2 separate regions of the Homo sapiens genome follow, and region 1 is linked to region 2. A link is a loop called in an ENCODE intact Hi-C map of the cell type or tissue named here. Cell type or tissue: ascending aorta. All regions are shown on one strand.

Region 1 (8,000 bases), 650 kb after region 2:
CCCTGCCAGAGAATCAATCATCAAAACTGCGACAACTCTGAAACTGTATGACTCTCTAGCTCTTTGACTTCGGACTTCACACTTAGATGTCATTTGTTACTTTAAAAGATGGTTGGTTCCATTGTGGAAGACAGTGTGGTGATTCCTCAAGGATCTAGAACCTGAAATACCATTTGACCCAGCAATCCCATTACTGGGTATATACCCAAAGGATTATAAATCATTCTATTATAAAGATACACGCATGCGTATGTTTATTGCAGCACTATTCACAATAGCAAAGACATGGAATCAACCCAAATGCCGATCAATGATAGACTGAATAAAGAAAATGTGGTACATATATACCATGGAATACTATGCAGCCATAAAAAGGAATGAGATAATGTCCTTTGCAGGGACATGGATGAAGCCAGAAGCCATCATCCTCAGCAAACTAACACAGGAACAGATAACCAAACACCACATGTTTTCACTCGTAAGTGGGAGCTAAACAATGAGAACACATGACACAGGGAAGGGAACAATACACACCAGGGCATGTTGGGAGGCAGTGAGGGGAAGGAGAGCATCAGGATAAATAGCTAACGCATGCGGGGCTTAATACCTAGGTAATGGGCTGATAGGTGCACCAAACCACCATGGCACACATTTACCTATGTAACAAACCTGCACATTCTGCACATGTATCCCAGAACTTAAAGTAAAATAAAATTTAAAAATAAAGATGGTTGGTCTTTCCCCTGGTAGATATAAACACAAAGACGAAGCGGCACATACATGAGCGGGGAGTGTAAACAAGAGAGAAGGGGTGGGGGAAGAAAGTGAGAGAGAAAGAAGGAAAAATGAGGCAAGAGAGACAAAAACCCAGAGACAAGGCAGGGAAAGGGTGGGGAACAGGGTGAGGAATTTAGAGAAAGAGGAGAGAATTTGGGAAAACAGAAGAGTGTATACAGTAAGAGAGCTAAAGAAGAGGTCTAATTAATAGTATACAACCAATTATAGGGTATAAAATTTTAAAATTCTTGCATGCATTTTTTGCATGTCAACAAATACCTACAGGTGTTAGTTTCTCTCCAGAAAAGAAAAAGCAAAATACTTGGATATTGAAGTGCTAATTTTAAATGTCTGTAAAAATTTGTGAGGGAACAAAGTTATTTTCTATTATGAATTTACTAAACACTAGATGACATTTTAAGCCATCATATGTTATCAATAAAAATTAGCACAAGAGAAATTCCAGCACAGGGCACAGGATATAGTAGGCAATAATATACCTTAGAGAGAGAGAAGAAGGAAAATGAGAGACAGAGGAAGGCTCTATTTTAAAATGACATAAATCATTTTCCTGATCTTGAAGACTAATGGAGATAGGGAGAAAGGATAAAATAAGCCCATGTAAAATTGCCTAGACTCTGAACAAGCAACAAGTACAAACTACAGTAAAAAGTTAAATAACCAGAACTCAATTAACTACAATTCTCAATTTGCTAGAACACATCCACACACCTTTACAGTCCAGTATTCAAGGAGACAACTTTACAAAAAAATAAAAGATTTCAATGTTCATGAAATAATAATAGCAATTACCACCACCACCATTAGCAACTCCCTAGGAATGTCTCTGGAGAACAGTCACATCTAGTACCTACAGCATTAGAGTCCAGAGAACAATAACCACTGTTGTTACACATGCAGACCAGGAGGCCATTCAAGGACCTCTGCGATCAAGTCTAGTTACTCAAAGTAGTGCCTGCACTTCGTAGTCAATGTGTTGACTGCTTTAAATGGTTTCCCACTGGAGAGTTAGAAATGTCAGCCCATGCCTAAAATTTTTGGAGCCAGGGTTCTCCAGCCAGTAGCCCACTCCCTTCTCTTCTCTTCCCCACCTTCAGTTCTTTTCTGCAGTGAGGGGCCTTGCACACACCCCCAAGGACATCTCAGCCCAAACATCTAAGATTCATGCACAGCCCCACACTCTTTGGTCCTAGGAGTGCTCAACACAAGTGGTACAGTTCACCTTCGGGAGATGAGAACTCAAGAGAGACCCACGTAGGCCCTGGAAGTCATCTTGGGATCACTTAGGTAGGAATTGTGGGGTACCAAGTGGTTTAGAAGAGGGAATGGGGTGCTTTGGATTGACAATATCCACATGGCTCTGCAGAATCGTCTCCCCATAAGGCATGGCACAGTGGAGGAAGACCAGTAGGGCCCTCTAAAGCAAGTGACACGAGGCAAGAGCCTCTTTCCCCAGGTTTAAGGGTGCTACTGTTAACATGGCATTTCTGCCTTAACCTGGGTTAGCCAGGAAATCTAATTAGCCATATCTCATTCCATGCAGCCAGACTGAATAGTATTTGGTTGTGCTATACAGTGAAAATAAACAACCTAAGCTCTAAAATTACTGTAACTCAGGTGGTCAAATGATTTTGGTTTTAATCCCTTGGAATCCCTGCCCAATTAGCACAAGAGGATGAATTTTCTTCAGCAATAAACCCCTAAATGCCTCATGCATACTGCTTAAGAATAAGCTAGCACAAAGAGAACCTTTACTCTCAGTGACCAAACAGAGAGTAAAGTTTTTGTCTCAACTTCTCCTTCCTTACTCTCAGTCTACAAAACATCATGCAAGGCTGACCCAAGGCCAGAAGCCAAATTTAATGGTGAGCCTCCCCTCTTGTTCTCTCTTCTTGTAATACCTCATCCTGACACGCCCGAGTTATCCTCTGTAGGAACACAAGAAGATCCACTTTCCCAAAACAGTGTCCTATACCTCTGTTCCCCACTCTCTACCACCTGATTTTTTTTCTTGTCTTTTTGGGCTTTAATCTGGTCACGGTCAACTAACTAAGAGAATAAACTACTTACCATATACTAGTGAGCTAGTGAGTGTTATCAGTCGAATAGGTCATCTACCCAACTTAATTAACATTGCAAAAATGAGGTCAGAGCAGTGGAGGCACACAAGCTCCTTGGAACACTTCGAATAAACTGTACAGCCTGCTCGACTGAGAGACCACCACATATAGACACAGTAGAAGGAATACATAAAAGAGACGAGACTTGTCCTAATAGATTTGCAGTACAGCTGAGAGACAGAATCTATATAACATGGAAAGAGCTTTAATAATATTATAAAATAACACAAGGATACAAATCAGTGAGTAATAAGGCCTTTTTCCCTCCTGTTTTCTAATGTACTCCCAAAAGTCTCATCTGCCATAAGCTTTCCCTGAAATTTTGATTTAAGAGATAGAAGGCTTGGCCTGAATAGTAAAAGAAACAGCTTGGAAGAATTTAGACACATTTCCTTCCTTCTCTGCTTCCTCATGTTTCCTGTCCTTAGAAGTTAGGCCTTTTGAAGGATGTTTGGAAGTGTTCCCTGCATGTCCATGTGCTTCTGCTACCTCAGTCTTGTTTTTATTACTATAATATATCAGGGCCCTCAAGAGTTATCTTTATTCTTCCTATGTAAGAGTGAATAGTAATTTCATTTCAGTTTTTCCAGCTGTTCCTTTATATTGTTCTGCCCCATGACTTCAAAAAGATAGGAAACCCTTGAAGTCCTAGAATCCTAGACTCAGAGTCAGAAAGCACACATTCTTATTCTAGTTCTAGTGCTTAGTAGCTGTGAGGAAATTATTTAACTCTTCCGAGTCTCAATGCCGTCTGTAAGATGGGGGCCTGTTTCAGCAAATGCCAAATCAAATCCCTTTCTGCGAGAGCAAACAACATGGTGCTGCTTAATAGGCATGGTTGATGTGAGCACTTGTGGCAGATATTCTCTGCTTTGGAATTTCTCTGAACAAGATCCGATTGATTTGTTTATTCAGTTAACAAATATTTTCTTGAGCACCTAATATGTATCAGACTCTCCACTGAGCGCTTATTAGAACCACTGGAGCTATGAGCCATCCAGTTGCTACTGGACAGTTTCTATTTTCAAATTACCACTTTTCTAGTGTTCTCCCTTTTGGAGAATAGCTAAGAATATGTGTCATGGCCAGGTGCAGTGGCTTACACCTGTAATCCCAGCACTTTGGGAGGCCAAGGCGGGTGGATCACTTGAGGCCAGGATTTTGAGACCAGCCTGGCCAACACAGTGAAACCCCATCTCTACTAAAAGTACAAAAAAATTAGCTGGGCATGGTGTCACATGCTTGTAGTCCCAGCTACTCAGGAGGCTGAGGCAGGAGAATCACTTGAACCCAGGAGGCAGAGATGGCAGTGAGCCGAGATGACACCACTGCACTCCAGCTTGGGCAACAGGGTGAGACTTCATTGCAAAAAAAAAAAAAAAAAAAAAAGCAAAAGAAACAAAGAATGTGTGTCATGTTGCTTGCTTAAATTCTATTCGCAGCATTTTGGAATGACACGTCTCCCTCTCCTGGCTTCATTATACATCAAAATTCCCAAAGTTAAAGTTTTTTCAAGACATAAGTCAGCATAGTCGCTAAGAAATTCTCCCTTGGGCTTGATAGAAGAGAATTAAAATATATCTGGACTTCATCAAGTCTGGTTTTTTAGTCTGTCATGGGAGGCTGGAGTCACTAGGGATAAATTAAATTATTAAGAATGAAAGTTTCCAATAGTGTAAAGGAGAGACGTGGTAGTGAGCAGCACATCAAGATAATGAGTGAGCACACGCACCACACCCGGACTCATGGATACTTATGCTGCAATCCATAAGTGCACCTCCTCAATATGCCACCTCTGAAAACCAAAAATGTAACAAGCAAATATCAGAATAGTCATTCCTGCTCAGTGGAGTCCCTAGCGACAGTCAAATAAAAGAAGACGAGCTTCTTTGAAGCTCGAAAACAAAGAGCACCTTTCCAGTGGACAACTAACTAAAGTGGTGTGATTTTGGTATAAGTTTGTGTGTGTGTGTGTGTGTGTGTTGTGTGTGTGTGTATGTGTATACATTTAGTTTTATTGTAACAAAGCAACTTGTACTTTTCACGTTTAAAACTGAGCATCATCTTTCCTTTACAGTGAAACAAAAAGAAAACTTAAAAATAAGCAGGAACAAAATTACAATAGAGAAAGTCAATTCCAAATAAGATCCTACAGGTTCTTCTGATTCTCCCTTTGAGTGGCAGGGCTCAAGTCATCATTAGGAGATAATTTATTTTAAAAGTGTCATCTTAAACTACAAAGATGCCTGTTAAATATCACAATAAACATGCCAAAGGAGAAGCCATGTTGTCAAAATGCCCACTTAACCTACCCAAACATCTCAGATCCACCCTTTGCTGACCTTCTATAATCCCATTTTGTTTTTTAGTTTTTTTCTTTTTTTAAACAAGAGAAAATAGACAGATACATGTTGGTAAATGCTAACTGTCCATATTCACATAGAGACACCGTGTACTCTCTAAGCCCAAGATACAGAGAAAGGAGGGAAAAAGCTAGAATTCTATGCACTACTACACAGGGGCCTAGCACCCTCCAGCTTCCAGCAGAATGAAAGGAGCAGGTTTTTCTTTTTTCCCACAGAGCTCGGTGGTGTTGATTCCATACAGTTTTTGTTCAGACAGAAAGGGATAAAAATGAATTTCAAACAGAAAGGCGTAGAGACACTTTTCCCATTGTATTCTGCAATAAGTTGAGAACCATGGTGTAGAGCAAAGAGACCTCAACAACAGGGCAACAGAGCACAAGAGGAAAAAGAAAAGACTGGAACTTGCTCCCAGGGACTGGAGAAAAATTTTTAAACAGGAAAGTTGGAACCTATCAGTGTTCTAGTAATCTTTTCCTTCATCCTTCTCTCCTTCCTCCCCTTCATCATCATCTTCATCTTCACCTTCATCTTCATTGTCTTCTTCATTAGTATCTTTTTATCCTTCCTCCTCTTCATCATCATCATCATCTTCTTCTCATTCTGCTTCTTCATCATCCATATCGGGAACCAAGTAGTACTGTAATGAGTTTGACCAAATATCATCTTTGGTGACCTCTCATAACTCATCAGCACCTGCATCAGAATGGTCAGTAAACCAGGTAAAGAAGCTCTCTGGTTCCTCATGCTGCCTCTTCCTGCTGGCTTTATTCTGCATTTGACTTGAACATTTCATCAAATCCTTTCCAGATGAACATTTCATCAAATCCTTTCCAGATTTCCATTTCATTTCAGTGGACTTTGAAGATGGATCACCACTCTCATTCAGATGAAATTCTTTGGATAGAAGTTTATTTTCAAAGTAAAGATTTTCATCAAAATAAAAATCTATTCTGTAACCTGATTTAATATCTTCAAATTCTGTCATTTCAACTCTGCTCAAATAATGCAGTGCCTCTTCATCCTCCTCCAGCAGGGCAGACACTTGTGGATGCTTGACAAATGTTGTTACCCCAAAATTTGGGATTTTGGCGATCAATTCTGACATCTTCTGAAAAAATGGTTGGCAGAGTTTGTCATATTTCTGTTCTACTTTCAAAATCTCCTCACTGGCTTCTTCATTAAGTCTGTCTATTTCATTTTGTACTTCATCAATGCATTCAATTGCTTCTTGCTGTTCTTTTTCTCCCTTCCTCAGCAAGCCTGCAGAGGCCAATGTCTCCTCCGGTCCCAGAGCAGGAGGCATTCTTGGTTTCTTCTTTTGAGGCAGGAGTGGAGACTGGCATTTGGGGGCCATGCTGCTAGGGAAGTCCAAGAACCAGACCACAAGTCTCCTTGCTCATCCGGAAGCAGGCAGAACACTCTGGTATAAGATTTATTGGTTAAAATTGAGCAATAACACATGGGTATTTGAAGGATCCCTTTACACTATTAATTCCATTCTTAATTAATAGCATAAATGTCCATTCTTAATTTTATAAATGCAGAACCATTTATAAAAATGGAAAAGCCATAGCTGTTTGGACCCCCCAAGGAAGCTAATCAACCCACCAAGATAGAACAGGAGTTTGTAAACATACCTTTGGCGTAATTGTTTGATAATTTATTATATAATAGTTAGTTCTTTAACAAATGGCTTTTATTTTCCCTGATCTAAATTAATATTAGAAGGAGAATGAGTGCTCTCAAAAAATGGGAGAAAATGCAGAAAATAACATTATTTTCCCTTCAAACATCCATCTTCTCCATATGCTTATGATGGGTGACAGAAAGAGGAGGAAAATCAGGCCTCCCAGGAAATACACAGTTGGGGGGAATCCCTGCCCCAAACATGCATAGGCAGGGCTACCATTTTGCACAATCCCACTTATACTCTTGGTGAAATTTACCTCCAGGACTATGCGGTGCACAATCTGCCTGCTGTGCACAGGGACTCTATCTACAGGCACCCAATAGTCCACGAAGAGGAAAGTGCACCTAGCCCAGGGAAATAATATTGTGTTGCCCTGCGGGCTAGTTCAATCCAAAGGGAGTCAAGGAAAAGAAAGAGAAAGTGTTCACTGACTTTAATAATTATTCAAGATTCAGAAGTATCTGGGAATTATAAAATATTTGATTCTGTAATCACATCAGAGGAAAGCCTTTCCATTTGACTGATTCTCCAACAAACCAAACCACAGAGGGAATGGCTGAGCAAACAGTTTTCCTACCTTCATGCTCACACACATGGTGGAACATACCAGCAAACAAAAAAACATTCACCAGATTTCAATTGATGAAACACACTGGGAAGAGGTGCCTTCCCTTTGGTTGACTTTAAAAACATTAACTGATACAGTTTAAGTTTTTGTTTCAACCTACAAAATAGAGTTGTTACCTTAAATATATGACATTTAAAGACAAGGGATTTCTATCAGACCAGATGAAGAATACGCTGGACCTCAGTCTGGTGACCAAGCATTATTCACATGAGAAACGTTCTTAACCCAAACACTTCAGAATGGCATAGGAAGCTTGCTTTACTGAGATGCTCAAGGATGTGTTAGAAGCAGGATCTCTGAAAAGCAGGAGTGAAAAGGCCAGGACCACTCTAGGGCCAGGTATCCCTAATCAGGGGGCTGATGCTTCAGAATGCCCTCTCCTGCCCTTCTCCAGCCAT
Region 2 (8,000 bases):
ATCTTTGTTATTAGCCAGTTCAATAAACCACTGGGCTCCCCAGCCATGCTAACAGGCAGGTCAGAGCTGAGAAGCTCTAAGCTGGTTATGAAACTGAGGGAGCTTCACTCAGACAGCGTTCCTCTCCAAAGCCATATCTGGATTTTACTGGGGCCTGAGGACCTTAATGAAAGGGGGAACCAACTCACCTTGGAGCAGAGGTTCTCTGGCTAGCGCAGAGGTGGCACAGTATTGACTTGCTCTACCTCACTGTTGTCACTGATGTCCCTAGACATACCCTGAGCCTTTTTCTGGAGACCTGGAAACAGTTAATACCAGAGCAAGTCCCCACTTATCAAAAGGAGCAGCCTGCCAAAAACAATGTTGTTTTTAGACAAGTATGTTTTAAGGCATAAACTGAAGGGCTAATGGAACAGCCATTGTTCTAATGGATTTTTAATGAGGTGTAAAGTTCTCAGCTGATTGACAGTCAACAAGGTGTGAAATTTTACAGAAATATTGCATTACTGTGAAATTAATCTCTTTTATTCAAGTTTATTATTTCTTGAATCTAAAAGTCAAGAAAAGCATGAGAAAGATGACTATTAAAATTTCTACTTCCCTATAATTAATAGGAAATAGTTACAGGACTACAGTTAATAACTATATTTTTTCAAATATTTTTGAAAATTGTTAAGAGAGTGGATTTTAAGTGTTTTCACCACAAAAATGATAAGCATGTGAGGTTATACATTTAATTAGCTCAATTTAGCCATTACACAACGTGTACATATTTCAAAACAATATATAGACAATGAAAACATGCAATTTCTTTAAAAATAAAATTTCTATTTTCCTTTAAATACGATTTGAAATCAAGAGAAAAATTATTTTTCTTGGTTTTATTTTATGGAGAAAGTTATGGAAGTGGAAGGGACATCATAAAGGCAGGACTTTTCTGAGCTCAGTTTCATTGACTGCCCAGGTGCCCTGGGAGTGATAATGACCTAGTAGCAACCAACGAGCCCCTTTCTGGCCAGCACTGTGAGATCAATGCTCCAGGGCATTGGGTTCTAAGCCCAGGGATTCAGCATCTAAGCCACTTGGGTTCAATACCCCTCTTAGACCAGACAAAAAGAGGTCCTGCCCTGGGAGCCTTAGAAGGCCCACTCTTTCCCTTCTCCAGTCCTGCCTCTTCCTTTGCAGGATCCTTGGAATATGGTCACGCAGAGCCCCAAACCAATGTACTTTTAGACCGTGACCTGGGAGCTCATGGCCCGTATCAGCTAACAGGGCCTGTGGGGTCCCATTTCCCCCATGCTTCTTCTAGAGGGCAGACATGTCACCAGTGTGCACAACCCTATGCCTGGGGGTGGCTACATATGTAGTATGAGGGTAGGAGGTACTGGGCCAAAACGCAGGCACCTGGGCTGGCTTGTCCCCACACACACACAGAGGTGCTTCGTGGTTCCAGACAGAGCCAGATGGGAAGAGAAGAGCAGAGCGGGTGGCCCTTTCCCTCAACACTGAGGGATTGGAATTGCTGAATTGGAATCCGGCCTTCCAGACAATTATGAAAGCATATTTGTCAAGGAAAAAGGACAGACCTTTAACACTGAGGGAGCAGATAGAACCGAAACATTCAGGTTCTGCATTTGAACTTGATCTTCCAGGTCTCTGTATAGGCTTAAGTTGTCAAGGAAGTAGGCCAGAGCTTCCTTCACAGTTCATTAGGCTGATTTACAACTTTTAAATATTTAGACAAGTGGTATGCAGGCTCCCACCTGTATTCTTACCTCACAACCTCAAAATTTCAGAAGCAGCCTGCTCTGAGCCCTACCCAAGACCTACGGAGACAGACGTCTGTGGTGGGGTTGGGAAATCTGAATTTTAAGAAGCTCTTCAGATGATGGATGCCCATCATTCATTTGCCTATCACTACCTTAGACCCTTATCTCCACTGTCATTTTTTAAATGCTGAGTCCATGTGTCAACAAAGTAGCGTTGAATAACTCATTTGTAAAAAGTGGAAGCAGAAAAATGACAGATTTCACTGGAACACTAGGCATGTGCCAAACCCAGCTCTGTTCTGCTCAGGAAACAGGCTTCCTGAGCCCCCATGGGCTTGTGGCTTCCAGTCTGATTTTCCTCAGCCCAGTGACATCCTGTGGGACAGCTGTCATTGTCCTCCATAGTCATTCCAACTTCAGATAATGCTCCCTCTTCAACAGAACTTTCTCTTTTAAGATTGGCCATTCTTACTTCCTGGTTCCTGAGGCCAATTTTTGACCCAATATCTATTTTCTTCTCCTAATTCCTCTACTCTGCAATGCCCACCATTTTGGTTTTAACATACAAGTGTTTAACCCAGAGCTCTTTGATTTCTCCTGGTAGGTGAGAAAGAGTATTTGTTTGGGCAAAGCCTGCTAATAAACCAGCAGTACATTGAGATCACCTGGGGAGTCACAAAATTCCCAAGCCTAGGCCCCATTCCAACCTGTTACATCTTGATCTATGACGTTTGTGTGTGTGTGTGTGTGTTTGTGTGTGTGTTAAAAGCATGGGGAACAGATAAGTTTCCATTATTCTGCTCACACATCAAAAGTTTCAAAGAACCCTTTTCCCCAGATACCGAGAGATTTTGGCCATTCCTTTAGTATTTTTACAGCATTAAACAAAGACTGATTATGAATATAACCCCAGCTTATTGAACTGTGTGCATTCTCTTAATGCCTGCAAATGCTGCTTGCAAGAGTGGCCTCACACCAAAATGTACCCCAAGTTCTTCTGTAAAGACAACTTGCAGCCAAGGACAGCTAGCACCAACACTACTGTCTTCCAGAATTTTAAGTGGAGGCTGAAAGGCTGAATTAGTTAAAACTCCCAGGCCTTCTTGGTTAGGACAGTGTTCTTGCATTCTTTTTTTTGGCAGGGGGGCCGGGGGCACTATTCAAAACATTCCAGTGACATATCGAGTCACTACCCCGTAATTTAAAAATATAATGTAATATATGTACTTTATGGAAGTCGAAGAGTTGTGCTTTAAATTTAAGTACCGTGCCTTAGTTGGCGCCTCTAACATAGGGAGTTGGACATTGCTAATGATTTGCCCTCATTAAGCAAAGATCTTTGAGATGCTTCTATCCATTAAATACTGTCAATGTGATTCCTATTCTAGCTAGTTGGTATAGAGCACCACCATTTTCAAAATTATTAAGGAAAAATCACATCTAAATTAAGCCAAAGGGACTAGACCCATCGAAAGTGAGATATAAAGGGCTTTGGGCAATAAAATCAAAATCATTTGTTAGTTGTGAGAAAACTTAAATCTTACCCTCTAGTTTAATTTTTAAAGTGTCGAAGGAACTACAAAATACAAATTTCCCAATAAAGAAGAAAATCAAGAAAAAGAAGACAGTACTAGAATAAATCATACCATTTGGTACATTTATGTACCAAATTTACCCTGGGTAATTCCTATTTTCTCAATTTCAGCAAAGAGGAGTAATTTTAGGATATAGTATTGCCTGCCTGGATTATAACGATGTGCTAAGAGGCTGAGCATGTGTCTCTTATGTACATCTCCAGACTGTGCAGGCGGAGCTCAAGTTGGATTTGGCATCAAGGTCCAAGTTTAGTCATTAATCTATTGATGAAAACTGTACTTTATTTTCCCCCATTGAAGAAGGGACAAAATTCAATTCCATCAAGCAGTCTTCTTTGTACAGCTCTATTCTACTCCTGACTTAGATTCAGAGTCAGAGGACCAGAGTTAGTGCTCACTCCAAACTATTAACCTTTCATCTAGGGCCCGGGGTCCATCTCTGCCTAGAGAGCATGTGGGAACCCCTCGATTGCTTTATTGCATCGTTTATTATTACAAAGAATAATACACATATTGAATAAAAAATGTATACTGCTTGAAAGGCAATTAAGCGACTTCTCATAAGTCACGTGAATCCTGAAATGTCTATTATGTTTTAGAAACCCAAAGATAATTGTAATTCCATTGCCTGGTTAAGTCATGCTCAAGAAACACGGTGCTCCTTATGGCTGCTCGTCAATCCTCTCAGCGGCCAGCAGATGGCGCACACTTCTCAGAAACATCAAAACGTGGCGTGGGAAAACCCGATTCCGTGGGGAAGGCGGGCCGCCTAACACAAAGCTGTCTTTCCGTAAAAATCAGTCGGCCTTCACAGGGTTACAGAAAATTATTCATTATGTACAAGAGCAATGACGTTCAGCAATGTATACAGTTGCTGACAGTCCTAAAGTGGGATATGGAACAGGATGGTTCATGCCCATTTTTACGTATTTGAATTTATTTCTTCTCTGGGTACTGTAAGTAAATGAATGTTATTGATTTTTCCTTATGTGTTAAGTGCTGCACCGATATTTTAAATGATGACTCGTTTCTACTGGGAACTTATAATGAAAAGATGGAGCAGTAGAAATAGAAAACCTCTGGGCCATCTCCTTGGTCAAGGTTAGCAGGTTAGTCCTTTGGTCTAGCTCTGCCATTCAGAACCTTGGACCATGCATTTGCTCCCACCCCTGGGATCCACCATCTCTCCCTGGCTCCTTCCAGGTCCACCAGCCTCAGGGTCACTGCAGTCTCAGACCACCTGAAACGCAGAAGCCCCGCCTATTTTGCTAGCTCCCTCGTTCCTACGTATTCCCATTTTTCCGGCTTATTTAAAGAATAAAACAATACAAACTTTAATGGCTATTTGTACTTTTTAAAAATCAGTGCATTTTCATTTGTGTACTCTTGTGGATTTGGGCAACAGCTGAAAAATCAAAATAATTTGTATCTTTATTGATCTTGAACAAATGCTCTAAGATGCATACATTTAGCAGATGGACTCACTTATCATGTGGGCTTCTTTTCCCAAATGCAGATGGGATGGAAGTTGACATGAGGAGGCAGTATAATAAGTTAGGAAGAATCTGGACAAAGGTATAAAGGAGCTAAACGGAGGCTGCAGAATGTGGAGTGAAGAGCTGGGACAGGTAACTCAAGGAGAAAGCAGAGAGAAGGAAAGTGATAGCACAGAGGCAAAGGGAATTGACTGACATCCAGGGAAATGTGTGAATTTGTCCAGAATGTCCTGAAAACTTTGTGCCGTGGGACAGACCTAAGACCTGGACTATATTCATAAAAAGAAACATGATTTTCCCTGGGGAATTTTAGACCAATCAGAAAGACTCCTAAGCTCTGTCTTTTCAACTTTCCACTCTACCTCATTATCCACCAAGCTACTTTTCCCACCTCTGTTCAATTGATTTCGGAAAGAGATGCACATACCAAAAATATGCAAGTCTGCCACAGATTTATTCTTTCTCACTTTAGCTGTGTCCTCAGTCGCCATTTTAATCACTCTCAAAGAATGCTCTCCCATATTAGCTACAATGGATATTTCAAAACTCTCTTTTCAAACTCCCTGACCTGGCTGGTCTTCACTCTCATTAAATGATTTCATGTCCTACTTTCCTGACTCTCAGCCTCTCTCCATGAGCTCAGGTTTCCAGAAAGCAGTCATGTCCCCAGCCTCTCTGCCTTCGAGAATGATCCTCCTCTTGTCTCAGGCTAACCTCCTGTCCAGCTGCATGAAGCCTCAGAACAGAGAAGAAACTGTGTGAGTTTCAGACTCTGGAGTTTTAGGTTTGAATCTTGGAGCTGCCACTATCTAGGCACATGCTCCTAGGCAAGGTACATAACTTTTCTAAGACTCTATTTTCTCATATGTAAAAACGTGGTGATAATACAACCTCCTTTGTATGATATGGGAATTTCCTGTATGTTATTTGTGAAAACACTTTCCCTACTACTTAGCAATAAATTCCCTCATATCTCTACCAGTTGACTGTGAAGAATTTTAAGCCCAGAAGTACATTACTTTCCCCATCGTGAGGGTTGAGCCTAGCGCGAGGAAAGTGACTGAGTCCTGGTCCCACAAACCTGTGAACCTACCCTCTCTTATGTCCCAACCACTGCCATCTTTTCTGATAGTACCATTTTGTTCTCATTTTTAGGCTCTACTATGTTCTCCTGAGCCTTACAATGGCCTTTCCTCCCTCTGCATGTCTGTTCTTGGATGATCCTGTGCACTGTGATAACTCTAGTCTTGGAGGTGAATCTGAGGTCCACGTCTGAAACCTGAAAGGCATCTCCTTTTATCTACTACCGCTTTCAAGGAGATGCTCTTCAGGTGCCACTGATTCTGGCATGCCAAAAAGTTGCATCTGCAGGATGGTTGTAGCCCTGTTTATAAATTCACAGGCTCAATTTCAAGACCTTATGAGACCCTCAAATGTATCAAGTGGGGCCAGGCGTCATGGCACCTGTAATCTGAAATCCCAGCACTTTGGGAGGCCGAGGCAGACGGATCACCTGAGGTCAGGAGTTTGAGACCAGCCTGGCCAACATGGTGAAACCCTGTCTCTACTAAAAATACAGAAATTAGCCAGGCGTGGTGGCGCATGCCTGTAATCCCAGCTACTTGGGAGGCTGAGGCAGGAGAATGGCTTGAACCTGGGAGGCGGACGTTGCAGTGAGCCAAGATCGTGTCACTGTACTCCAGCCCAGGTGACAAAGTGAGACTCCATCTCAAAAAAAAAAAAGTAAATAAATAAAAAAGTAACAAGTGAGACAAGTGAGATAAAACTAAATCCAGTTTATAAGAAAGCCATTCCTACAGCCAATGCAATGTTATCTCTTATCTTCAACCTGAAGCACAAGCTGATATTATTTTGCAATCTTATTAGCAGCTCAAACAGCTGTCTCTGCCAGTAATATACACAATTGAAGGGATGCCAGAGGGCAAGCACCGAACCTGGCTGCAAAGAAGGGGAACCGTTCCCCAAATTTTGCCAAGTCAGGCTGCTGTATTTCATTTAAAGTGGGAGACATAATAATATTCCTAAATTCTGATACCAATAGGGTTGTTTATCCCTTCTATACCTGGAAGACTTGCTGTAATATTTTTTCTCATTTGTTTCTAAGTACTTAATATCCTATGCAGGGGGCTATTTTCTGGGCATTTGCTTATGGTCCAAGGACAATCTGTTTGGATGCTTACTTGCTGTTCTGGTTAAGCAAACCTAATGGTTCACAACTCCCTTACAACAATCAGGGAGTTTTGGCAAAGATTACTAACCAAGTCAAGTTTACATTGGCTCAAGCCTCTCCTACATGAATGCCACCAATAATTGTTGCTGTCTCTTTATTACACGTCTTTGAGGCACTGACTGCCTCCATAAAACTGGAGAAGGCATATGTGTATATATACTATATATAATGATTACCCACCAGTACCAGCTTTAATGTTTTCCTCTCCACCTAATTTCTTTTTGCTGTTCAATTTTCACAAGCATACACTTGTACACACACACACACACACACACACACACACACACACATATGCCTGTCATTGGTTACCTTTCCCCCGGGGAATTAAAATCCGTATGATTCAATAAGGTAGATTTATTTGCCATTAGCAGACAAACATGAAAATAATTCCTAAGCCAATAAAATTATTTTCAAGTTTTTCAGTTTTCCTTTTTTCTTATAATGGCAAGAACATTTGACTAAGAGTCTAGCAGGGGAAAATACTGTATTCACAAAAGCAATGGGAAAAAAACTCAGGCCTGTTAAGGAAACTCTCCTATAAAATCAAATTGCAAATTTTTCAAAGTTGCCAATGCTTGGCACATCACTGTCTGGGCAGGATAATCTGTTCTTACCAGTCTCAACTCAGAAATAACCTATTTATGATTGCAACCATCATCTTGGCCTCAGGGAGGCACTATAGGTCCCTTAATGTATCTAAGGCACAGCTGAAATACTTAAAAATTACCTCTGAAAGTCTGAAACATGACAGAATGGAAAAAGAACTCACAGAAGATAACATAAAACTCTATATTCTGTCCCTAAGTTAATGTAAGAGATTCATACGCCTTAGGAAGACGAGATAATTTAGCGATTGCGCTTAGAAAAATAAGTAAATAAATATGAGTTA

The links. Peaks named below come from ENCODE experiments on the same cell type or tissue, not always from the same donor. Only the 100,000 strongest peaks of a DNase experiment are listed, where the experiment ranks them.
Region 1: a loop joins it to region 2, with 4 times the contacts of the local background. A loop is called at or near these places in 2 of 110 quality-filtered maps.

What each region holds. Positions count from the first base shown.
Region 1 is chr5:60,454,102-60,462,101 of GRCh38, forward strand. It overlaps a transcript of PDE4D not described here and the pseudogene SETP21. Among named protein-coding and RNA genes, the nearest start is that of PART1, 30 kb to the right of the region's middle. In ascending aorta, no CTCF peak of the experiment used is centred here; a DNase peak (open chromatin) is centred at 4,208.
Region 2 is chr5:59,806,082-59,814,081 of GRCh38, forward strand. All of the region lies in intron 1 of PDE4D (phosphodiesterase 4D), which reads right to left. Among named protein-coding and RNA genes, the nearest start is that of PDE4D, 84 kb to the right of the region's middle. In ascending aorta, CTCF peaks have their summits at 4,056 (motif pointing right) and 7,783 (motif pointing right); DNase peaks (open chromatin) are centred at 4,080 and 7,768; H3K4me3 peaks cover 341 bases; H3K27ac peaks cover 481 bases.